Regions from separate parts of the Homo sapiens genome. Here region 1 is linked to region 2. A link is a loop called in an ENCODE intact Hi-C map of the cell type or tissue named here. Cell type or tissue: mammary epithelial cell. All regions are shown on one strand. Each heading gives the region's core, and the rest is flanking DNA. Links, peaks and the distances in the headings are about the cores only.

Region 1 (12,211 bases), core at 1,603-9,602, 89 kb before region 2:
CTATGGTACAGCTCTACCCTGCTGCCATCTTCACTGTGGTAGTGGCAGAAGTCTAGGGGGATGTAAGTAACCACCTCCTCCGCAGGGTCTGTTAGGGGTTAGCAGGGAACTTCCAGAGGCTCAGGCACAGGAGCTTACATGGCCCCCAGGCTTGTCCCAGGACAAGGTCTCAGGGAAGGGCGGGGAAAAGAGATTTACACCAGCTTTCTCAATACTGACCCCTGCATTACTAAAAAGTTTATTAATCTTCTTTCTGTTAAGTCATAATTATAATAATAATTTCATTATTTTAATAATAATAAAATAAACCTCAATAACACCTAATATTTAATATGCTACTTATTAATAATACTTATTATTGGAGGCTTGGGACAATTAGTTCTCTGTGCCTCTGGTCTCAAAAGAAGTGATGCAACCAAGACTAGTTTTCTCAGTGCTACTTTACTGAGGACCTGGGTGATGTGAACCAAAGCTTTATCAGGAAGATGATTTGAGATGATTTGCAGAGTTGTCCTGTTTCTACAGGATTCACTGGAGTGAATTCCTATTATTGAGGTTTCTTATTTTGTCATTGTTAAAATAATGAAATTACTATTATAATCATGACTTAAAGAAGATTAATAAACTTTCTAGTAATGTGGGAGTCAGAAATAAGATTTCTATTTAATCGGGGCTAAATTCCTGAATTTACTATGGAAGCAAATAAATATCTGGCTTTCTTATTTCATATCTCTTTTAGTTGATGAGTATTTGGTTTTGCTTTTTTTCTCCTTGTTAACTTTAAAAAAAAAACCACACAATTTATAAATTTAGACAAGAAGAGACTTTCTTATACGAGGTTACAGCCTGCAAGGTGGGATCCTATGCTGGGAAGCACGCTGTATTATTCCGTTTTCATGCTGTCTATAAACACATGCCTGAGACTGGGCAATTTACAGAAGAAAGAGGCTTATTGGATTTACAGTTCCACATGGCTGGGGAGGCCTCACAATCATAGTGGAAGGCAAGGAGGAACAAGTCACATCTTACATGGAGGGCAATAGCAAAGAGAGAGCTTGTGCAGGGCAACTCCCATTTTTAAAACCATCAGATCTCGTGAGACTCATTCACTATCATCAGAACCGCAGGGGAAAGACCCGCCTCCATGATTCAGTCATCTCCCACTGGGTCCCTCCCACAAGATGTGGGAATTATGGGAGCTATAAGAAGAGATTTGGGTGTGGACATGGAGCCAAACCATATCACATGCCTTGGCCAAGATCAGAGACAGGCACTTTGAAGGAGGAGGGTTGGGGTAGGAGCTTTATGCTCAACAGGTTGGCTAAATATACATATTCAACAGGTGAGAGAAGAAGCTATGAATATTCATGAAAGTGGTCCTGATGCATGTGTATTTAACAAACATGCATGTTACATACAACTCATGTTCATTTTGGGGTGGTTGCAGCATTTAAATGTATTACAATTCAGCCTGATACGTCAAAAGGTCTTTTCAGGACATGAAGGCATGCAAGTGTGCAACCTCTGTAAGTCAGCCAGAACCATCCTATAGTCGGTAGTCTTATCAGGAGAAAGTTACTGAAATCAGTCTCTTGTCCAATCAAGCTGTAGTTATGGCTGGTGGAACAAGGGGTCGGTTAGTCAATATCTGTGATTTGGATGAGTTGTAATTGTTTTAATATTGCATATCTTCAGCCGGGCACGGTGGCTCATGCCTGTAATCCCAGCACTTTGGGAGGCCAAGGCGGGTGGATCATCTCAGGTCAGGAGTTCGAGACCGAGACCAGCCTGGCCAACATGACAAAACCCCATCTCTACTGAAAGTACAAAAATTAGCCGGGGGTGGTGGCATGCACCTGTAATCCCAGCTACCTGAGAGGCTGAGGCAGGAGAATCACTTGAGATCATGCCACTGCACTCCAGTCTGGGTGACAGAGAGGGACTTTGTTTCAAAAAAAAAATTTATATATATATATATGCACATATATACATATCTATATAGATACATAGATACATATACATATCTATATAGATACATAGATACGTATATATGTATATACATATATGTTTGTGTATATATATATATACAGAGAGAGAGAGAGAGAGAGAGAGAGTGAGAGAGAGAGAGAATCACTCTGTTGTCCAGGCTGGAGTGCAGTGGCACGATCTCGGCTCACTGCAACCTCCACCTCCCTGGTTCAAGCAATTCTCCTGCCTCAGCCTCCTGAGTAGCTGGGATTACAGGCACATGCTACCACACCTGGCTAATTTTTGTACTTTTTGTAGAGATGGGGTTTCATCACGTTGGCCAGGCTGGTCTCAAACTCCTGACCTCACATGATCCGCCCGCCTTGGCCTCCCAAAGTGCTGGGATTACAGGTGTGAGCCACTGTGCCCAAGCCATGTTCCCTATCTTCTCTGAGCAGGGCTGGGGAAAACAAAAACAAAAATATTGCTTATCTTCAAGCCAGTGCTTGTTTAGCTGCTGGAGAAAACAAAAACTCTGTGGCAGTTAGAACATAGCTTTTTTCTTTAAGTGTAAGGGTGCGTGACTTAACCCTTCCTGGCATGGCCTTAGATCCTGTTTATAATTTGTTATCGTATTGCCACAAAGAGTCTGTTCTGTCAGTCTTGTGATCTCTGTATTAACATTAAGGCTGCTCAGTTGTGTCTAAACTCTAAAAGGGAGAGGATGTAATGAGGCATATCTGATTTGCCATCCCATCATGGCTGGAAACTAAGTCTTTAAGGTTTTTCTGGGGTCTGCTTGGCCCAGAGGGGGTTCATTCAGTAGGTGGGGGGCATAGGATTTTATTTTTAGTTCACATTCACAAAAACAAAGGGCCAAAAAAGTCTTACTGTGTCACACAGGCTGGAGTGCAGTGGTGCAATCTTGGCTCATTGCAGCCTCCATCTCCCGGGTTCCAGCAATTCTCCTGCCTCAGCCTCCTGGGTAGCTGGGATTACAGGCACCCGCCACCACACCCAGCTAATTTTTGTATTTTTAGTAGAGAGAAGATTTTACCATGTTGGCCAGGCTGGTCTCGAACTCCTCACCTCAGGTAATCCACCCACTTGGGCCTCCCAAAGTGCTAGGATTACAGGCGTGAACTATCATGCCAGGGCTATATGTCTGTGCTTTCTAAACCCAATAAATGTGATGTAATATTAATGCTAACAGCACACGTGATGGGCCAGAAACATTTCTATAAGCCCAGCGGCTCTGGGCATAAATTTCTAGGGATGGTGAACCGAAGAAACAAAATTGTGTCATTGAAATCAGCTTTTCCCAACCACCAGTGTCTTCTCTCTCTCTCTCTTTCTCTCTCAGTGTTCACTTATTACATGGCTACTCTGTGCCAAGCACTGTTGCTAAACACATTATGTACAATTTCTCATTTCATTGGTACTGATTTTGACACTTACTCATCCACTGTCTTTTATCATGATGTGACCATTTCCTACAAAATGCCCTATGTAGCTTCCAACCAAAATACCACAAAGCACAACTTCAGCAGTCCTGCCTCTTGACCTTCTCCCAGGCTCTGCTCTCGCTCATCTGTTCCATCCTTTGCATTGGCAGAAGACCCATCTTTCTAAATGCTTACTCTCTTGGAGCATGTAATTTCTTTCCTAGGAATCACCATTCTCAGCTGCCTGACTCCAAGAATCGTTCTCAGTTTTATCTTCTGATGCTCCTAGACCTCAGCACCTTATTCCAGCCTAACACATCTGGCAACTCACTGTTCCCAGAGCTATTCAACATGCCTTCCACCTCAGGGCTTTACTTGGCCTGTAATGCCCTCTTCCTCTCTTTCTGCCAAAGTAGCTTAATGATTAGGAATATAATTCTGAAGTCCAACCATGGGCAAAGCCAGCTCCTCTGCTGACTTGGTGGATGACCTTGAACTAAATTTCTTCCCTTCTCAGAGCCTCCAATGGACAGTAAAACTAATAACAACACCTCCCTACCTTAGAGGTTGTTGTATAATTAAATGAGATAATATACATAAAGTGCATGGTGCAGTATCTGGTACATAGTAAAGATCAATAACCTGATGTTATCATTGTTGTCGTCACTATTATTATTTCAGACCTTGGTTTCTCCCCACTCTTTCATGAAGCCCTTATCTAACCACTCCAGGTCAAAATCATCTCTCTTTTCTTTGAATTAACTTACTTTTCCTATCACTGATTTGATGACTAGGATTTATTGCCTTAAGCTTTACATCATTCCTTTCCGATTTTATTTCCCCATCTCAGGTAAAAACTCCTGGAAGAAAAGATCCTGCAATTTGGCTTTTTGTGAGATGGAAAAGATTACACCTTGCCCTGCAAACTTCCCCCCTTTAAAGGCGAAGGTTTGTTAGGTTAGTTAGCCTGTGAGAAAACTGTGCGTTCTTAGCAATCAAAGGCCAGACATCTGGGGGTACAGGGGGGAGGAAGACTAGGATAAGAGACTCTAGACGGGGACAGAATTAAAAGGAAAAAAAAATTAAATAAGCCTCCGTCTCCTTTTATCTCCTAGCAGTAGGCAGTAATTTAATAAATAAAGGAGCCCCGTTAGCGTTTTCCCTGTCCATTCTTTCCCAGGCACGGTGACCTAGACAGCAGCAAAAAGCGAGTTAATAGGGAGGGGTTATGTAGGAAGCAAAAGTCAAGGAATGTGGCTACAGCTGATTACAGGAACTGAGAAAGTGGACCAAACAATATTGACTCCCAGCACGCCACCGCGATGTCCATCTTGGGGAATCCGTTGCTGGAAGGGACCCATCTCGCCCACCCTTAGGGGTCGAGGTGGGCGAAGGGGGAGGAGAGGGCTGGCGGGGCGGGGCGGGGTTGCTCCGCCCCCGGAGGCTGGGCTGTGACCAGCAGGCGGCTCCACAGAGCAGCGGGCGCGCTCATAAAGGGCACAGCCGAGGGTACGTGGATCGCGGTGCGGAGACTGAGGTTAGAAGGCACAGGTGGCGAGATGAGCCGGGTACCAGCGTTCCTGAGCGCGGCCGAGGTGGAGGAACACCTCCGCAGCTCCAGCCTCCTCATCCCGCCTCTAGAGACGGCCCTGGCCAACTTCTCCAGCGGTCCCGAAGGAGGGGTCATGCAGCCCGTGCGCACCGTGGTGCCGGTGACCAAGCACAGGGGGTGAGTGAGGAGGGTCGGGGTCAGGGGCAGGAGAAACTGGAAAGCGGGGAAAGGAGGAGCAGGAAGAGGAGGGGTGGGAGAAGGGAAGAGACGGCTTGCCTAACCGTTGCTAACAGCTGCCACTTTTAATAGGCGCTACCCGGTGTGCTAAGTGGGCGTTTTACAGGTGTTACCTTGTTTATTTCAGCACACTCTCCACCTAGGGAGGTATTGATACCACCATTTGATTGGTGGAAAACTGAGACTCAGAGAGGTTAAGTGACTTACCTAAGCTTACACAGCTACTAAGTGGCAGAGCTGGAAAGGTTTTCTGATCCAGAGCCAGACTTCTGAACATACTGTGCATAGTGTCTAAGGGAAGGGCAGAGGGATGCGGGGGCTGGAAGAGGGCCAGTGGGGTGGTGAGGAAGGAAAGAAAAAGGAAAGTATATGGATACTTTCTAAGAGACCCCAGCATTGATGGGAAGGGGCTGAAGCTGCTCCCTCTCTCCTTGTAGCTACCTGGGGGTCATGCCCGCCTACAGTGCTGCAGAGGATGCACTGACCACCAAGTTGGTCACCTTCTACGAGGACCGCGGCATCACCTCGGTCGTCCCTTCCCACCAGGCTACTGTGCTACTCTTTGAGCCCAGCAATGGCACCCTGCTGGCGGTGAGCAACTTCCTGTCCCGGGGTGGAATGGGGCCCCTGGGCCCAGATTGAAGCTCAAAAGTAAGTTCTCCGCAGCAGGGGGAGTCTTGATTGTGACTACGCGTGCCCCTCTGCAAGTGACTGGATACCAGCAACAGTGAAGGTTATCTGTGTCCATGTATCTATTTCTAGGACTGCCTGAGGATGCATAACACGGCACCAGCGCCCACTGCTGCCTCAAGCATGTGACAGTGTGGAAATAATAATCTTGTTGTCATTCTTGCATATGTCCTTGTCCTATACTCAGTTGCCCCAAATACGCAGCTTGAATGAACCCATTAGCCAAGGGAAGACTTACTTACTGAATCCTTGTCGACATGGAAAAGAAGGGGTGTTCTATAATCCCTGGGAGTCTTCAGAGGGGTATACGGTGTGACCTGTTTTAATATCTAATCATAGTTTCAAAAGGTAGCAGTAGCTTGTGTTTATGGAGTACTTTTTATAATGCATCAGGCACTTTTCTAAACATTTCACATTTATTAATCCTCTTAATACTTAAAACTATTCTATGATATGGGTAATATGATTACTCCCACTTTATAGATGAGGAAACCGAGTCAGAGCAACTATGTTCAACTTACCGAGGTTTATGTAACCAACAATTAGCATGGTTGGACTTCAGAGCTGCTCAGTCTAAGTCCACGGTCCATAGGTCCAGACTCTTCTAAGACCACCGCCATTTTAACTGCTACATATTGGGCACTTATGTGCCAAGAAGGAGACGCTGATCACATTCAATTCTGCAAAATTCCTCTATGGGTGTTTTTATTAACTCCCCTTCCCCCCAATTTCTGTTGAGGTCCTTGAGGCTCAGGTTAGTAGAGTCACTTTGCTTGAGGTCACACATCTGGTTAGTGAAAGACTCAAGAATCACTCCCAGGTGTGACAGTTAACTCTTAAGGTCTGTGCGCTCCAAGCTGGGTCTTACAATGTCCCTCCTTTTCCCCTGAATTTCTGGATCGCCAAATAATCTGGCCGTTTAACACTCCTTTGAGAATATCTAGCTTTCCCCAACTTACACTCATCCAACCGAGATGGCATTCATACTACCTGCCAACAGCGGTTCCCTAGGGGGGTAGAACCCAAGGCTTTGAAACTAGATGACAGCTGAATCTGCTCAGTGACTTCGTGATTCACTTCCTCATCTGTAAAATGAGGTTGATGATGCCTATTTTTTGATGATCAGCTGAGATGAATAACAGGGAGAGGAGTGCAGAGGATGGTTTTTACTAGCGAGGCATAATTTTCAACCTTCGCTGTGTATCGGAATCACCTGGGCTGTCTGGGTCTCACTCCTGGAAGAGATACAGACTGGGTTAATCTAAGGGTGGTATCTGAGCATCTTCACGAAGCTTTCCACATGTGCAGCAGGAACGGAGAGCCACTAAGAGTTTCATGGCCGTTGTCCAGATGTCAATTGGCAACCTTCTCTCTCTAGTTCCTTCTTAATTTGGTGTTTTGAGAATCCTAGGGCAAGAAAAGAAAATGGGCAGTTCTTGAGGGCTCACCATGTGCTAGATGTTTCCAGATATGCCAGTGCATTTAATCCTCACAATAACCCTCTGAATGGCTGGCATTATCTTTTTTACAGGTGAGGAAACCAGTGCTTAAAGATTAAAGTGTTTGTTCAAAGTTGCATATCTCGTAAGTGGAGGAATCGGATCCAGGTCTGACGCCAAACCCATGCTGTTTGTAGGATGCTATAAAACTTCCTAAGCTAATATTTTAGAACTGTTTCTTCTAATTTATGCAGTGGACAGGGGTTCCCCTTGCTCACTGTCTCTCTTTTCCTCCAAGGTCATGGATGGAAATGTCATAACTGCAAAGAGAACAGCTGCAGTTTCTGCCATTGCCACCAAGGTAAGATGAATGGCTGGCTGTACCATTAAGGTGAGCTGTCAAGTGGGGTCTGGTGTCTCAATCTTGAGAGACTAAAGGAGAAGTGGGGAACTTATTTTGGTTTCCTGTTGGACATAGCTGGAACTCCAGATGTCAGATATATCAGTAATTCACGAAATTATTAGCTACCAATTAGTGTGCATGACCAGATTTCAAGTACCTTATGTGCATAATTCTCAATCTTCCCATCAGTCTTGAAGAATCGAAATGAGAAATTCTCTCCACCTTCCAGGTCAAGGAATATGGCTCAGAGAGCTTCTGTGAATTGCCCAGGATCACACAGCTAATAAGTGCTAGAGTAAGAATTTAATACTTGACCTCTCTGGCTTCCAGGACTGGCTTCTTGTCCCTGTACCACATTGCCCCTGGTAAGACAGTATAATTGTCCCATAGACCAAAGCTAGTACTACACAAGAGGCTGAGTGAACTGAACATATCCAAGCCAGATCCCTGTATTCATTCGACAAGTATTGACTGGGCTTCTATCATGTGTCAGGCACTGTTCTAAATGTTAGGGAAATGGCAGTGAGAAAAACAGAGGGGCACACACAGGGGAGGTAGACAATACCAATAAAAAGGAAAACACAGGCTGGGTACAGTGGCTCACGCCTGTAATCCCAACATTTTGGGAGGCTGAGGCAGGCGTATCACTTGAGCTCAGGAGTTGGAGACCAGCCTGGTCAACATGGTGAAACCTCGTCTCTTGTAAAAACACAAAAATTAGCTGGTCGTGGTGGTGGGCGCCTATAATCTCAGCTACCCGGGAGAGTGAGGCAGGAGAAACGTTTGAACTCAGGAGGCAGAGGTTGCAATGAGCCCAGATCGAGCCACTGCACTCTAGCCTGGGCAAAAGAGTGAGTGTCTTAAAAAACAAAACAAAAAGGAAACAAAACAAAACAAACAAAAACATCTGTTGAGTTTAATAATGTGTTAAATAGTAATAAATAATATGTAATTAAATAATTAGTACATATTAATAAATGATTAATAGCGTGCTTAGAATTTGCTAAAAAATAAAACCAACAATAATCCAAAAAGCCACATAACATGTTAGGTGAAGATAAAGCAGAAGTGAGAGTATTGGAGAAGCTGTCACATTTTACATTATCCAAGAAAGGCCTCCCTGAGAAGGTGACATTTGAGTCAAAGCTGAAAGCAGTGAGTTAGCGAACCATGCAAAAACACGGAGGGGCACTCCAGGCAGAGGGAACAGTAAGCAATGGGGGTGATGATGTTCCCAAGCAATGTCAAGGCATCCTATAAGAAAAACAGCATTTTTAAAAGTTAGAGTTAAGAGGATGAGGCTTAGGAAACAGGGTGTCTGTGGGAACGATTGGAGTCTGGAGTCTTTCACATTAAATGTGGAAGTACAAGGTCTTGGGACACTGGTTTTCCTAAGTTATTATAAAGGAAACGTGGTAACCCAGGGAAAGTTGCAGCAGCAAAGACCAGGTGTTCAGGTTGCATGTCGAGGTTTTCTAGATACCTGCTGGGGAGGGAAGAATGGGAGGATTAATCTGGTAATTGTATGCGAAGGGAGTAGACCAACAGCACCCACCTCAATGAACTGGTTTTTAGTTATATCCAGACCTGACTCAACTGAAGTAATCAAGGACTCCTTGCTATGTTTGCTGGTAATTTGGGAACAGAATGAATCTTGTATTACTGTCATTTGCAAAGAGCTTTAGTCTTTTTCAAACTCATTTCCAGCCCCTTGTCTGGACTACGAGTTTCTGTGAGGAAGGCAGAGAAAGTATTAATGGCCTCATTTTACGCATAAAAGAATAGAAACTTGGGTTTCCTGAAGTCATACAACCAGGTTCCTGCGGGTCCTTTTGAGGCCACATGGTCTTGTCCCAGATAAGAAGTTTCCAACAGAAGCAAGCTATGCAGCAGCATTAGCTAGGGAAGTTTTTAAAAACTCAAATTCCCATGCCTACTGAATCAAAATCACAGAGTGAGGATCAACCAGGTCTGGAAACCACACTTTTGTAGACCCAGCCTGCAATAACACTGCTTTGTTGCATTAATAAAAATCTGTGCTCCCAGAAGAATCAAGAAGCCTTGGGTTGACACTTCAAAGTTTAGACACTTCAAAGTTTAGGCTGAAACTTCACAGCTTTATTTCCAGGGGCTCAGATGAACTGTTTCAATAAGGAACAAAGGGTCTATTTTACTTGTTGCCTTGAGAGTAGAATATTTTCTTGTCCATCATTTCTCTTCTATTTAGGGCTCTTGTTGGGGAGAATAAGTATACGGAGCTCTAGGGTCTGATGAACATAATACATTTTTTGTGCTTGGGTCTCACATAAGCTTCATTGAAGCCTCTGATATGTTTTCTCAAGGTGATAGTATATATTAGGGTTTAGCACTAACATACATTTATTCAACAAATATTTGAGTGTCCACCAAATGCAAGGTTCTGCGCTCAGCATGGGGTAAGCAAAACCAGATACAGTACTTGCCCTCATGTAGTACAGGGTCCAGTGGGGGAGGCAAGATATAGTCCAAAGATCACATCAATAGGCTGGGCGCAGTGGCTCACGCCTGCAATCCCAGCACTTTGGGAGGCTGAGGCAGGCAGATTACCTGAGGTCAGGAGTTCAAGACCAGCCTGACCAACATGGAAAAACCCCATCTGTACTAAAAAAAAAAAAAAAAAAAAAAAAAAAAAAATTAGCTGGGCATGGTGGCAGGTGCCTGTAATCCCAGCTACTTGGGAGGCTGAGGCAAGGGAATTGCTTGAATCCTGGAGGCGGAGGTTACAGTGAGCCAAGATCACACCACTGCACTCCAGCCTGGACAACGAGTGAGACTCAGTCTCCAAAAAAAAAAAAAAAATTCACACCAATAAATATGAAACTACAACGCTGACAAGTGCTGTAAGAGTGTAAAGCAGTATGTCTTGATCTAGCCTGTGGCTGTGTCTCTGTAGGGGATATTTGAGCTGAGATTGAAGGATAATCAGTTACTTGTGAGGGGGAGAGGGGACAAAGCAGCCTAGCATCGTATGGCAAGGAATTAATTCATGCAAAGGCCCTGTGGTTGAAGGAAGTACATGAGCTTGGGAAGCTGCAAGGAAGCCAGTATGGCTGGAAGACAGGAAGTGCAGGGGAACATGGCATGGTGGTATGAGAGACAGCTTTAGAGATAGGAGGGCCAGACCATGCAAGGCCTTGGCAAATGCAAATGAAACAGACTTTCAGACTCTTTAAATGAGAAACCCAGCAGATTCATATACGTGTACTTAATAACCTGCATGCTTAGGAGAAAAGATTGAAGTGCCACTAATGCTGTTTAATAAATCTTATAAACATATGATTAAAAATCGGCTGGGTGCAGTGGCTTACACCTGTAATCCCAGCACTTTTGGAGGCCGAGGCAGGTGGATCACTTGAGGTCAGGAGTTCGAGACCAGCCTGGCCAACATGGCGAAACCCCATCTTTACCAAAAAAAAAAAAAAAAATTAGCCAAGTATGGTGGCACATACCTGTAATCCCAGCTACTCGGGAGGCTGAGGCATGAGAATCGCTTGAACCCAGGAAGCAGAGGTTGCAGTGAGCTGAGATCACACCGCTGCATTCCAGCCTGGGCGACAAAGCGAGACTGTCTCGGAAAAAAAAAAAAATTTTAAAAATATCAATTATCACACTATTACCAGGGCAACAAATTATCAAGTAAGACAACCAATTAGAATTACACATTTAGTTTAGGAAGTTGAAGGTTATTTTTATGGGATACTGTAACAATTTCTGAAGCTCACCTGTACTTTCAAGAATAGATTCATATTAACTGAGAACAGAAGAAAATGGTAACAATTAAGGAAAAAAATCTAATTATCCTTATCAGACAGCAACATAAGATTTCTAGTCTTGTGGATATTATCATTTTGAAACCTTTTCAAATCAGAGACGTTAAACTATATTTTATGGCACAGAATGGTATCTCTCCTTCGGTAGCTGCAGGAGATAAAATTAATTCCTAATATTTCAGAGATGCTGTTTTGCTAGTAATTAGTAGTTAAGAAGACTTTTCACTTTTTAAATATTATACTCCAAAATTCCAGTGAGTAGCATTTTATAAAAGAACAGACCACAGGGAACTCAAAGTTTACTAAATGGAATAGAGAAAAGGCAGAAGAGGGTTTTATTTAATACATATGGTGTCGAGGGCCAAGTGATGTCTTTCCTCTATGCCAGTGGTTCTCCACTGAGCATGAGTTTGCCACCTGCTCCAGAGACATTTAGGAGTGTGCAGACGTTTTTAGTTCCCACAACTTGAAGGGGTGGAAAATGCTACTAACATCTAATGGATAGAAACCAGAGATACTGTTGCACATCCTATAATACACAGGTTGGTGCCCCTCCCCAATAAAGAATTGTCCAGCCCAAATGTTAGTAGTACCGAGGTTGAGAAGCCCAGTGCTACCTCTTGTAGGTCATAGTAGGTATGTACCAGTTCTGTGCAAATAAGACTACC
Region 2 (12,211 bases), core at 1,520-9,519:
TGTATTGATGTAGGCACTGCCCAGTCAGCATTGGAGTATCTCAACATCAAGAAAATAGCACTGTTCTAACTCTAAATAAAAACTCAGATAACATTATGGACAATAACTGTGACTTGAATAAGTCTGTGTGCTATATACCAAGGCATATGTAATCAAGTGCATATGTGGTAGAATGTACACCTGATTGTACAGACCTCTGGCCTAGACACCATCTACCAAACTAAAATCTTTAGGGAGACACCACCTACAAAACTAGACACTATCAGCTGGGCATGGTGGCTCACTCCTGTAATCCCAGCACTTTGGGAGGCTGAGGCAGGCGGATCACCTGAGGTCAGGAGTTTGAGACCAGCCTGGTCAACATGGTGAAACACCGTTTCTACTAAAAATACAAAAAATTAGGTGGGCATGGTGGCAGGTGCCTGTAATCCCAGCTATTTGGGAGGTTGAGGCAGGAGAATCACGAACCCAGGAGGTGGAAGTTGTAGTTAGCCAAGATTATGCCACTGCACTCCAGCCTGGACGACAGAGGTAGACTCCATTTCAAAACAAAACAAAAAACAAAAACTTAGACACCATCTACTAAACTAGAATCTTTAGGGAGTGGAGTCTAAGCATGTTTAGGCTCTATAGGAGGCTAAATCATGGCCCCAAAGATATTCACGTGCTAACCTCTGGGACTTGTGAATTTTCCCTAATATGGCAAAAGGGACTTTGCAGTCATAATTAAGGTAAAACGGTGAGATGGGGAAATTATCTAAATTATCCAGGTAGGCCATACATATAACTGCATGTGTGCTTGTAAGAGGGAGTTTTGACTATGGGGAGAAAGCAGTACAATGATGGAAGCAGAGGTTGGAGTGATGCACTTTGAGATGGAGAAAGGGCTATAAGCCATGGGATACAGGGGAACACTAGAGGCTGGAAAATGCAAGGAAATGGATCCTCCCCTAGATCCTCCAGAAGGAACCAGCTCCACCGACACCTTGGCTTTAGTCCAGTGAAAGTGATTTCAAACTTCTGACCTTCAGAATTGTAGCAGAATAAATCTATGTTGTTTTAACCCACTAAACTTGTAATAATTTGTCTAAGCAGTGAAAGAAAACTAATCCATGCTCCTCAGATGACTCTGACACATATCCCTGGATAGAAATCACTGTGCTAGTGAAGGCAGAGCCTACCACACTTCATCACAGACAACACATTACAAACACACACTGTTGCTTGCACATAGGATCTAAAAGCATGGGGAGCAGTTTATAGCTTCAGGAACTTGGCACTTAAGTTGCAACTAGTTCCATTTCCAAACAGTGATGTATCGTAGTTGAAAGAAGAGGCATTGCTGAGAATACAGGTCCTGAGACAGGGGTGAGAAAAGAAAAGAACTTTGATCTGAGAAATATAAGTCCTTCTAAACTATCAGGGCCAGAGACAGTAAGATGAGATAGTCAGCTGGGTGCCGTGGGTCACACCTGTAATCCCAACACTTCGGGAGGCCAAGGTGGGCAGATCACGAGGTCAAGAGATCGAGACCATCCTGACAACATGGTGAAACCCTGTCTCTACTAAAAATACAAAAATTAGCTGGGCATGGTGGCGCACACCTGTAGTCCCAGCTACTCAGGAGGCTGAGACAGGAGAATTGCTTGAACCTGGGAGGCAGAGGTTGCAGTGAGCCAAGATCATGTCACTGCACTCCAGCCTGGCAACAGAGTGAGACTCCATCTCAAAAGAAAAAAAAAAAGGAAAAAAGATGAGACAGTCATCACATCCTACTCCTCCCTTGAGCTAAGTATCCATCTCTTGAAACTGCTTACTATTGCCACAAGTAGCTTTAAGTTAACCTAATAATGCTGCACCAGACATATAACCACACCCTATAGCTTAACAATGTATAGCCAATCACACATCAATGTTATTTCTGAAAAACAATGAGAATTCCTGACAAAGAACTGTGCATCAGCTCACTCCCTGTCCCCCCTTTTTTGCCTTTAGAAATCCACTTGTAAATGCTGCTAATAGGAGTCTATAACTCATGTCAACTTGAATCCATGCTCCGGGGTTGCAATCCTCAAACTTGGCCCCAAAAAACTCTCTACTTTTAATTCTGCCTCAGTTTCTCCCTTTTAAGTCAACAGGGAATTTAGTTTCTCTCCCATTGGATGCAAAGATGTGAATTACCTCTGATAGTGCCCACCACTGTGTCAATAACCAGAAAATCCACAGCACAACATTGCTTCTGGTTTGAAAGTGATGATGTGTTGAGTGGGAAGCTGTCTCATCGTGGGCAGCACAGGGGTTGCGGAAAGGTAGAACATGCAGCCTGTGGCACAAGGTGTGTGCTCAGGCTTATTCTCGGTGTTGTGGGCTCAATTGTGTCCCCCCACAACAAGTTCACATGAAGTTCTTACCCCCAGTGTATATGTTTTTGAAGTCCTTACCCCCAGTGTGATATATTTGGAGGTGGGGCTTTGGGAATTAATTAAGTCATGAGGATGGTGCCCTCATAAAGGGGATAAGTGCCCTTAAAGGAAGAGAAAGGAGAGTGAGCTTCCTCTCTCTGCTCTCGGCCATGTGAGGATACCGCAAGATGACCATCTGCACAGCAGGAAGCAGTCCCTTCCTCTGAATTGTCTGTTTATAGCCTTTGTTTAATTTATACTAGATTTTAAAAGTCCTTTTCCTATTGATTTTTAGGGTTTCTTTATATATTCTGAATGCTGATCCATGACTGTTCGATTACAGGAACTCTATGAATACGTCACAGAAACAGGTCAAAAAATACCCTCATATGATGACATCCACAGACACGAAGAAGGCATTCACTGGAACCTGAGATTCACACATGATAGAAAGCCCTTTGAAAATTAGGATGAGAAGCATGATAATCGTATCTCTTTTAAAGCAAGGTGCACATCAGACTTGCAGAGGAAATAGAAGTATGCTCGCTGAATTGGAGGACTGAATTGTGTGACCCGCAAATCGATATGTTGAAGTCCCAACATCAGAATCTCAAAATATGGCTGGAGGAAGGGTCTTTAAAGAGATAATTGTGGCTAAGTGCAGCAGCTCACGCCTGTAATCCCAGCACTTTGGGAGGCTGAGGTGAGTGGATCACCTGAGGTCAGGAGTTCGAGACCAGCCTGGCCAACGTGGTGAAACCCTGTCTCTACTAAAAAAAAAAAAAAAAAAAAAAACTAGCCGGGCATGGTGGTGCAGGCCTGTAGTCCCAGCTACTCAGGAGGCTGAGGCAGGAGAATCACTTGAACCTGGGAGATGGAGGTTGCAGTGAGCCAAGATCACGCCACTGCACCCCAGTCTGGGCAACAGAGTGAGACTCTGCCTAAAAAAAAAAAAAAAAAAAAAAAGAGGTAATTGCATTAACATGAGTTAATAGGATGAGCCCTAGTCCAATAGGATTGCTATCCTTATAAGAAGAGGAAATTCAGACACAGGCAGAAGACACAGGGAGAAGACAGCTCTCTACAGGCCAAGGAGAAACCAAGCCTGCTTGGCATCTTGATCTTAGACTCCCAGCTTCCAGGATTGTGAGAAAATAAATGTCTGTTGTGTAAGCCACCCAGTTTGTGGTACTTTCTATGGCAGCCTTAGCAAATGAATACATATGGTCCTCATTATAGCAAGTTCCATCTGCTAAGTCTAGGGACTGCAGTGTGGGTGCTGGGCTGTTAGGCAGCATTGGTTACTTTTCCTTATCTCAAGAGTATGAACCCCTGACTGAGATTCCAGATTTAACTAAATCCTCCTTGGTCCTGACCTTTGCTCACACAGCACATGAAGACCCTTACTTTGTGAATAAATACAGCGAAAACACAAGTGTACTGGGGCAGATAGTGTAGGGCTTAATTAAAAGGGATTTTCTTGCCCTTTCTTTTTCCTTCCCACCTCATCCCCTTCTTCCTTGCTAAGAGAACCTGGACTTTGTTTGCACAGCACACCCTGGGGGACAATCCTGCTTGGCATGAGATAGCCAAGATAACGTCCCATTTCCCTTCTGTTTAGAGGTGAGCATGTAATACAGTTCTGTTCAATGAGATTTAAGGGGAAGTTGAGAGGGGGCTTCTTTTTCCTTATTTAAAAAAAGGTATGTGCAGCTAACCCCTTTTCTACCTGCTTTTGGATATGATTATGTGATGTGATTCCCGGAGCTATGGCAGCCATGTTGTAACTATGAGGAAATAACCCTAAAGACACCCTGAGAACGATGGAGCGAAAAAATGGAAAGCCTAAATCCTTGATAACTTCATTGTGTTCCCCAAATCAACCCTAGAACCACTTGCCTCTGCATTTCATGTTTAGTGAGAGTTTAGGAGCTCTTATTTTTTAAGGGAGGCATTTTTCATCTAAACTGATTCAAGCTAAGAAACTTCATTCTTAGGAGAAAGTCTATGGCTATAATTTGCATTCATAAAAACATACCAAGTTATATGTAAGCTTTTCTTTGGATGACTTGCCAAATTTGTACTAACCAAAAATAAGAGGGACTTCACTAACAAATCTATTTTACTTTGGCTCCCTCAGGCCCAAAAGAATTGGAGTCTGCTTGTGTTCATCTTTGAATTTCTATTGGTACTTCTGCAAGGGAAGTAACTTGACCAAAAATAGAGTATAAAGAAGCTTGATTCAAAGCAGATAGTATAGTCTCTTACTCCTCACCCACACTTAGGGATCCTCTTCCCTGAATCCTGTTTCAGGGTCAGAGGGGCAGGGAAGATGCTATGAAGTGAGCACCAGCTGTAGGAGTCATGGGTTCTAGCCCCAGCACTGCAGTCTTTCTGTTTGGCCTCTAGTAAGCAGTCTAAACTCCCTGGGCCTCAGGTCCACCATCTATGGGAGAGGGTGGGAGAAGTTATCTATTACCTTGCTACTCAAGGTGTGGCCGGTGGAAGGCTTCATCTGGTGGCTGATAAGCAATGCAGGAACTCAGGTCCTGATGCAGACCTACAGACTCAGAATCTGCCTTATTTATTTATTTATTGACAGAGTCTCACTCTCGTCACCCAGGCTGGAGTGCAATGGCGCAATCTTGGCTCACTGCAACCTCCGCCTCCCCGGTTCAAGCAAGTCTCCTGCCTCAGCCTCCTGAGTAGCTGGGATTACAAGTGTGAGCCACCGCACCCGGCCAGAATCTGGCCTTTTTTTTTTTTTTTTTTTTCTTTTGAGACGGAGTCTTGCTCTGTCACCTGTCGCCCAGGCTGGAGTGCAGTGGCGCGATCTCAGCTCACTACAAGCTCCGCCTCCCGGGTTCACGCCATTCTCCTGCCTCAGCCTCCCGTGTAGCTGGTACTACAGGCGCCCGCCACCACACCCGGCTAATTTTTTTTTTTTGTATTGTTAGTAGAGACGGGGTTTCACTGTGTTAGCCAGGATGGTCTGGATCTCCTGACCTCGTGATCCGCCCGCGAATTTGGCTTTTAACAGGCTCCTATGCATAGGCTCATTCAAGTTCAAGGATCGCGCGTTGAATGCTTCTTCCAGCCCTCGGTGCTATTGAAGTCTCGGCTGAGCCAGCTTCGGATGGCCTGGATGTGCGCTCCCTCTACTGGCTCAGAGATGAAACGCTTTCATTAGGAAACAGTTGCGTTTCCTTCTGATGGTTTTTCTAAGGTTTCCAGCTGGGGATTGAAACTCCAGCACGGGAGCTCCTAACAGGGGCATAGAGACTCCTAGAGCATGTGGCTGGGGCTTGAGTCTCCTCCTGAGTTTTGGAAACATGAACAAACAATGTGTGCTGCTGGAGGCCCATACACGGAGCATGTCCTCTCCAGCCTGGAGGTCCATACACGGAGCATGCCCTCTGCAGTGTATGGACCCCCTGGATGGCTGACTCCCAACTGCCATGGGACACTGTAGTCCATCTTCCGAACGTTTCGTCGTTGTCACTTCTGCTTTAACAAAAAAGGCAGCAGAAGGGGGAGGAAAGGATCTGCACGTGGGCTAGGAGGCCGATAACCGGGTTCTGTGGCTTAGTCATTTGCTGACTCTGAGAACTTCCACAGGTGACTCATCCATTAACCCTGCTTTCCTCTTCCATCAGCTGAAGAGTAGGGGATGGGAATGAGAGCAGAATAACGTCTCTGGACTGTTATGAAAGGTAAGGATGGTAACTGATACGAAAACTCTTTGACAACCTGAACCATTTCACAACTGTGAACTTGTGTGTTTCCATGATGCCACGATTGCCACTGGTCACTCTGGGGCAGACCTGGTCAATTTTGACCCCCTCTCCACCAGCTGTGCTCTTGCTTGGCCTAATTCTCTTAATTCTTATTATTTGTTGAGGTTAGGGTTTGTCAAGACTGGCACTGTTGACATTTGGGCCCAGATAATTCTTGGTTGTGGAGGCCTGTCCTGGGCTTGGTAAAATGTTGAGCAGCATCCTTGGCCCCTACTCATTACATGCCAGCAGCACCCAACACAGGCACGCATATCGTGATAACAAAAAATGCCTCTAGCACTTTGGGACGCCAAGGCAGGAGAATCACTTGAGCCCAGGAGTTTGATACCAGCCCTGGCAACACAGTGAGACCCCATCTCTACTGAAAAAAAAAAAAAAAAAAAAAAAAAGCTAGGCATGGCGCCACACATCTGTAGTTCCTGCTATGCAGGAGGCTGAGACAGGAGCATCATTTGAGCTTGGGAGGTCAAGAGAGCTGTGGTTGACACTGCACTCCAGTTTGGGCGACCAAGCAAGACCCTGTCTCAAACAAAAAAAATGCCTCCAGGCATTGCCAAATGTCCCCTGGGGGTGCTGGTTGAGGGTTGGGGCGGGGGGCGGGGGCGGGGAACAATCACTCCCAACTGAGAACTGCTGATCTAGATTTATTTATTTAGTTAGTTAGTTTTATTTTTGAGACGGGGTCTCACTTTGTCATCCAGGCCGGAGTGCAATGGCATGATCTTGACTCACTGCAACCTTTGCCTCCTGGGTTCAAGCGAACCCTCTTGCCTCAACCTCCCGAGTAGCTGGGATTACGGGTGCCCGCCAGCATGTCCAGCTAACAATATTTGTATTTTTAGTGGAGACAGGGTTTCACTATGTTGGCCAGGCTGGTCTTGAACTCCTGACCTCAGGTGATCCACCCGCCTCAGTCTCCCAAAGTGCTGGGATTACAGGCATGAGCCACTGCACCCAGCCTAGGATGTCTTTTGCAGTTAGACAAACTGCAGTTAGAATCCCACTTCTAATTCTATGGGCCCTTAGGCAATTTAACTTGTCAATCTTTCGGTTTCCTTATCTCTAAAATGGGAGGTAGTGAGGACGCACTGGAAACATGTATTGCTGTGTATTGGGCTTAAAATAGCCCCCCGCAGCCAGGCGCAGTGGCTCACGCCTGTAATCCTAGCACTTTAGGAGGCTGAGGCGGGAGGATCACTTGAGCTCAGGAGCTCAAAACCAACCTGGGCAACATGGTGAAACCCTGTCTCTACAAAAAATACAAAAATTAGCTGAGTATGATGGTGGGCACCAGTGGTCCCAGCTACTCGGGAGGCTAAGGTGGGAGGATTATCTGAGCCTGGGAGGTCGAGGCTGCAGTGAGCTATGATCATGTCACTGCACTCCAGCTTGGGTGACAGAATGAGACCCTGTCTCAAAAAAAAAAAAAATAGCATCCAGCACATGGCGAATGCTCAAAAATAAACAAACAAGAAACCTGGACATACTGATAAATTAACATTATAACTGTAAAAAAGTCATCGTTTTTATGCTCTGGGGATTAATTACCTTTCCAATCGGCCACACATTGAGCTGTGTGTCTAAAAGGCTAAGGATATCTTTGTAAGGACCTTAGCCCGAAGTCCTTAACGGTCCTCCACAGCTTGGTTAACAACAGGTCTTTTACATCTTCCTGTTTCACTCAGTTTTAAATGACTCATGTAGCCATGCATTTTGACAACTTTTCTTTGTTTTTTTTTTTGGAGACAAGGTCTCATTGTTCCCCAGTGTGGAGTGCAGTGGTGCCATCGTAGCTCACTGCAGCCTTGACCTCTTGGGCTCAAGTGATCCTCCTGCCTAAGTCCCTCAGTAGCTGGGACCACAGGCATGTAACACTATCCCCAGCTAATTTTTTCATTTTTGTAGAGGCGAGGTTTCATTATGTTGCCCAGGCTGCTCTTGAACTCCTGGGCTGAAGTGATTCTCTCGCCTTGGCCTCCCAAAGTGCTGAGATGACAGGCACGAGCCACTGAGCCTCGTCCTTGACAATTATTCTTGATGGGCTTGTTTGGTGTCAGCCACTGTGCTAGGGTTCTGCACCTTATTTCACTTCATTTGATCGGTGAAGGTTAGGCCCAGACCATGTAAAGAACAGAACCTGAATGAATAACCTCACTGCACAGCCTTGATTTAGATGTCACATTTCTTAGCTGAATTGGGTGAGTCCTTTGAACTTTAGTTTTCTCTCTCATATCCAGAGGCCGATGGCATATAAAGAAGTAGCAGGAAGCAGAAGCTTGGATTGATCTTTTTTTTTTTTTTTGAGAGGGAGTCTCCCTCTGTCACCCAGGCTGGAGTGCAGTGGCGTGATCTTGGCTCAGTGTAGCCTTCGCCTCCCAGGTTCCAGCGATTCTCCTGCCTCAGCCTTCCGGGTAGCTGGGATTATAGGCATGTGCCACCATGCCCAGCTAATTTTTGTATTTTTAGCAGAGACGGGGATTCACTGTGTTGGCCAGGTCTCAAACTCCTGACCTCAGGTGATCCACCTGCCTCGGCCTCCCAAAGTGCTATGATTACAGGTGTAAATCATTGTGCCCAGCTGGGATTGGTCTTTGATCATGGATTGATCCATGAGGGGAAAGAGTTAGCACTTCTAAGTGCTGTGGGAAAGCACTTTGCCCTTGGCAGAGGTTGGAGTAAGGTGTTTATGTGATCAGAACTATGCTATGAAATGATCTCCTGGCTACTCTCTGGGAGAGCATCCCAAATGAAGGCTGTGTAAAGCTCTCAGCACCAAAAATACTCCCCAGCCCAAACGTACCCTCTAAGCCAGCTGTCTACTTGACACATCCTCTTAGTATCCAAGAGGCATATCTGACTTAATATGAGCAAAGCAGGGGTTGAATTTTCACACAGCCCCCATTGAGACACAGACAAGGATACCCCAAAGTCTGTTACTTTGGCATGCAGAGCACTTCTGAGTTAAAGGAAAATGAAAGGCCTTAGAAACTGCTTCAGAACCAAGGATTTTCTAACCTTCTCTTGTTTCTGCCATCTTGAGTGCAGGGAGGGGCTCTGTATTAGTCTGTTCTCAGGCTGCTGTGAAGAAATATCTGGCACTGGGTAGTTTATAAAGGAAGAGGTTTAACTGACTCACAGTTCCACATGGCTGGGGAGGCCTCAGGAAACTTACAATCAAGGCGGAAGGCACCTCTTCATAGGGCGGCAGGAGAGAATGAGTGCCCAGTGAAGGGGGAAGTCCCTTGTAAAACCATCAAATCTCATGAGAACTGACTCACTATCAGGAGAACAGGATGCGAGAAACCACCCCCCATGATTCAATTATATCCACCTGGTCCCACCCACAACACATGGTGATTATGGGAACTATAATTCAAGATGAGATTTGGGTGGGGACGCAGCCTAACCATATCAGGCTTTCTCTGGAAGTTCCCTTATCTGACCGAGGAAAATTTCTTCCAAAAGAAATGCAATTGTCTTAATTTCTGTGAATATGCAAAGTGATTCCCAAATGCTGAGGGAGCCGAGGAACCAAAGAAGGAGGCAGACAGATCCATTGTGTTGACTTTGGGTGATTCATTGAAGGAACTTACAGACACAAGTGTGGTCTTAGGTGGTGGCAGGACAGGTAGCTCTCTGCACTGTTACTCCCCACACCAGGGCTACGCATATACCATAGGGAAAGGGTATGCTTGCTCCAGCAAGCCAATTAAAGGCAACCCTTCAGGACAGGCAAGAATGCTGAATGTATCATAGCCTATAATTTGTGTGATGACATCAAGGTCAACATGTTCTTACACTAGGAACAGTGAAGTAGGAATCAGGAGGCATTCATGGGACTGGGGTTAATCAGAAGTCAACGTGGTGGATTAGCATCCAAAATAACCAGAAAAAATTAACCACTGCAGAAGAGACTAAAAGTTGTCACCATGCTCGGGCTTTTCATCTATTTTGCCGAGAGTAATTCTGAGAGATTACCTAAAAGACTTAATCTGCATAATAAGACTACCTTTGTTTGCAGTGCAGTTCTGCCCCTCACCTTCCCATAACTTGTCCCATTCAGTTTCTAAAGAAAATAATTTACAAACTATTGTCTGCTTTTTTTTTTTAACTTTCATTTTAGTTCCAGGAGTACATGTGGAGGTTTGTTACATGGGTAAATTGCATGTCACAGGGGTTTGGTGTACAGATTATCATTCAGGTAATAAGCATAGTACCCAATAGTTTTTTTTATCTTCACTCTCCTCCCACCCTCCACCTCCATGTAGGCCCCAATGTCTGTTGGTCCCATCTTTATTTCCATATGTACCCAATGTTTAGCTCCCACTTATATGTGAGAACATATGGTGTTTGGTTTTCTGTTCCTGCATTAGTTCACTTAGGATAATGGCTTCTAGCTGTATCCATGTTGCTGCAAAGGACACAATCTCATTCGTTTTTATAACTGTGTAGTATTCTGTGATGTATATGGCACCACATTTTCTTTATCCACCATTGACGGACATTTTTTGATTCCATTTTTGCTATTGTGATAGTGCTTTCCACAGTGACTGAACTAATTTACTTTCCCACCAGCAATGTGTAAGCATTCCCTTTTCTCCACAAACTCGCCAGCATCTGTTATTTTTTGACTTTTTAGTAATAGCCATTCTGACTGGTTTCAGATGGTATCTCATTGTGGTTTGCTCTTTGGGTCCATTCAATTCCCCTAAAAATCATTTACAATCCTTCAAGTTGCCTACATTTCCCCCATCTCCCTCTATGTAAGTTTCAATCATTTGGCCTTTCTTTGAGTCTCATATTTTTGGAACTCCTGTGTTCATGTGCATGTTAATAAATTTGAATATGCCTTTTCTCCTGTTCATCTGTCTATTGCCAGTTCATTTCAGGGATCCTTCAGAGGGTAGAGAGGAAGCTTGTCCTTCACTCCTACAATAGTGTCACTATCCACTACTGGCTCAAGCTAAAAACCTAGGTGCCACCTTGTGTCCCCCTTTCCTTCTCCATCATCACCAAGTGCTGCTGGCCCTCAAAATGAGGAAGGTCTCCATTACATTTGCCCTAATTTTTTTTTTTTTTTTTTTTTTTTGAGAGAGAGTCTCGCTCTGTCGCCTAGGCTGGAGTACAGTGGTGCGATCTCAGATCACTGCAATCTCCACCTCCCAGGTTCAAGTGATTTGCCTGCTTCAGCCTCCTGAGTAGCTGGAATTACAGGTGCCCGCCATCACACCCAGCTAATTTTTGTATTTTTAGTAGAGACGGGGTTTCACCATGTTGGCCAGGCTGGTCTTGAACTCCTGACCCCAAGTGATCCTTGGCCGCCCAAAGTGCTGGGATTACAGGCATGAGCCACTGTGCTCAGCCTAGTGTAAGTTTTAAGTCACAATTATCCTCTCTGCTCTTGGGCCTCCATAGACCTCCCAACTAGCCTTCCTGCTTTAAATCCATTGGCCATGGAGTGATCTTTAAAAACCCAAGTCTGATCACGTCACTCTCCCATGTAAGATTCTTCATTGTCTTTCCTTTGCTCTTTGGCATAAACCAGTGGTCCTCAACCTTTTTGGCACCAGGGACAAGTTTTGTGGAAGACAATTTTTCCATGGATGAGGCGTGGGTAGGGGGGTGGTTTCAGGATGATTCAAGTGCATTCCATTTATCGTGCAGCTTATTTCTATTATGATTACATTGTAATACATAATGAAATAATTACACAACTTACCATAATGTAGAATCAGTGGGAGCCCTGAGCTTGTTTTCCTACAACTAGACAATCCCAACTGGGGGTGACGGGAGACAGTGACAGATCATCAGGCATTAGATTCTCATAAGGATCATGCAACCTAGATCCCTTGCATGTGCAGTTCACATGAGGGTTCATGTTCCTATGAGAATCTAATGCCACTGCTGATCTGACAGGAGGTGAAGCTCAGGCAGCAATGCTTGCTCACCTGCTGCTCACCTCCTGCTGTATGGCCTGGTTCCTAACAGGCCAAGGACCGGTACTGGTTGGGG

What was found. A loop is a pair of places that touch in the nucleus more often than their neighbours do. Peaks named below come from ENCODE experiments on the same cell type or tissue, not always from the same donor. Only the 100,000 strongest peaks of a DNase experiment are listed, where the experiment ranks them.
Region 1: a loop joins it to region 2, with 11 times the contacts of the local background. A loop is called at or near these places in 38 of 110 quality-filtered maps.

What each region holds. Positions count from the first base shown.
Region 1 is chr16:21,271,013-21,283,223 of GRCh38, reverse strand. CRYM (crystallin mu) reads left to right here and starts at 4,934. Exons shown (of 8, transcript NM_001376256.1): 1 at 4,934-5,142; 2 at 5,640-5,793; 3 at 7,630-7,692. The coding sequence starts at 4,973. RefSeq lists an enhancer at 4,933-5,142. In mammary epithelial cell, for the core only: a CTCF peak has its summit at 4,873 (motif pointing right); no DNase peak of the experiment used is centred there; H3K4me3 peaks cover 740 bases; H3K27me3 peaks cover 815 bases.
Region 2 is chr16:21,182,202-21,194,412 of GRCh38, reverse strand. No RefSeq gene overlaps it. Among named protein-coding and RNA genes, the nearest start is that of ZP2, 23 kb to the left of the region's middle. RefSeq lists enhancers at 5,233-5,302, 5,353-5,442. In mammary epithelial cell, for the core only: a CTCF peak has its summit at 5,565 (motif pointing left); DNase peaks (open chromatin) are centred at 5,542, 6,022 and 9,422; H3K4me3 peaks cover 323 bases; H3K27ac peaks cover 581 bases.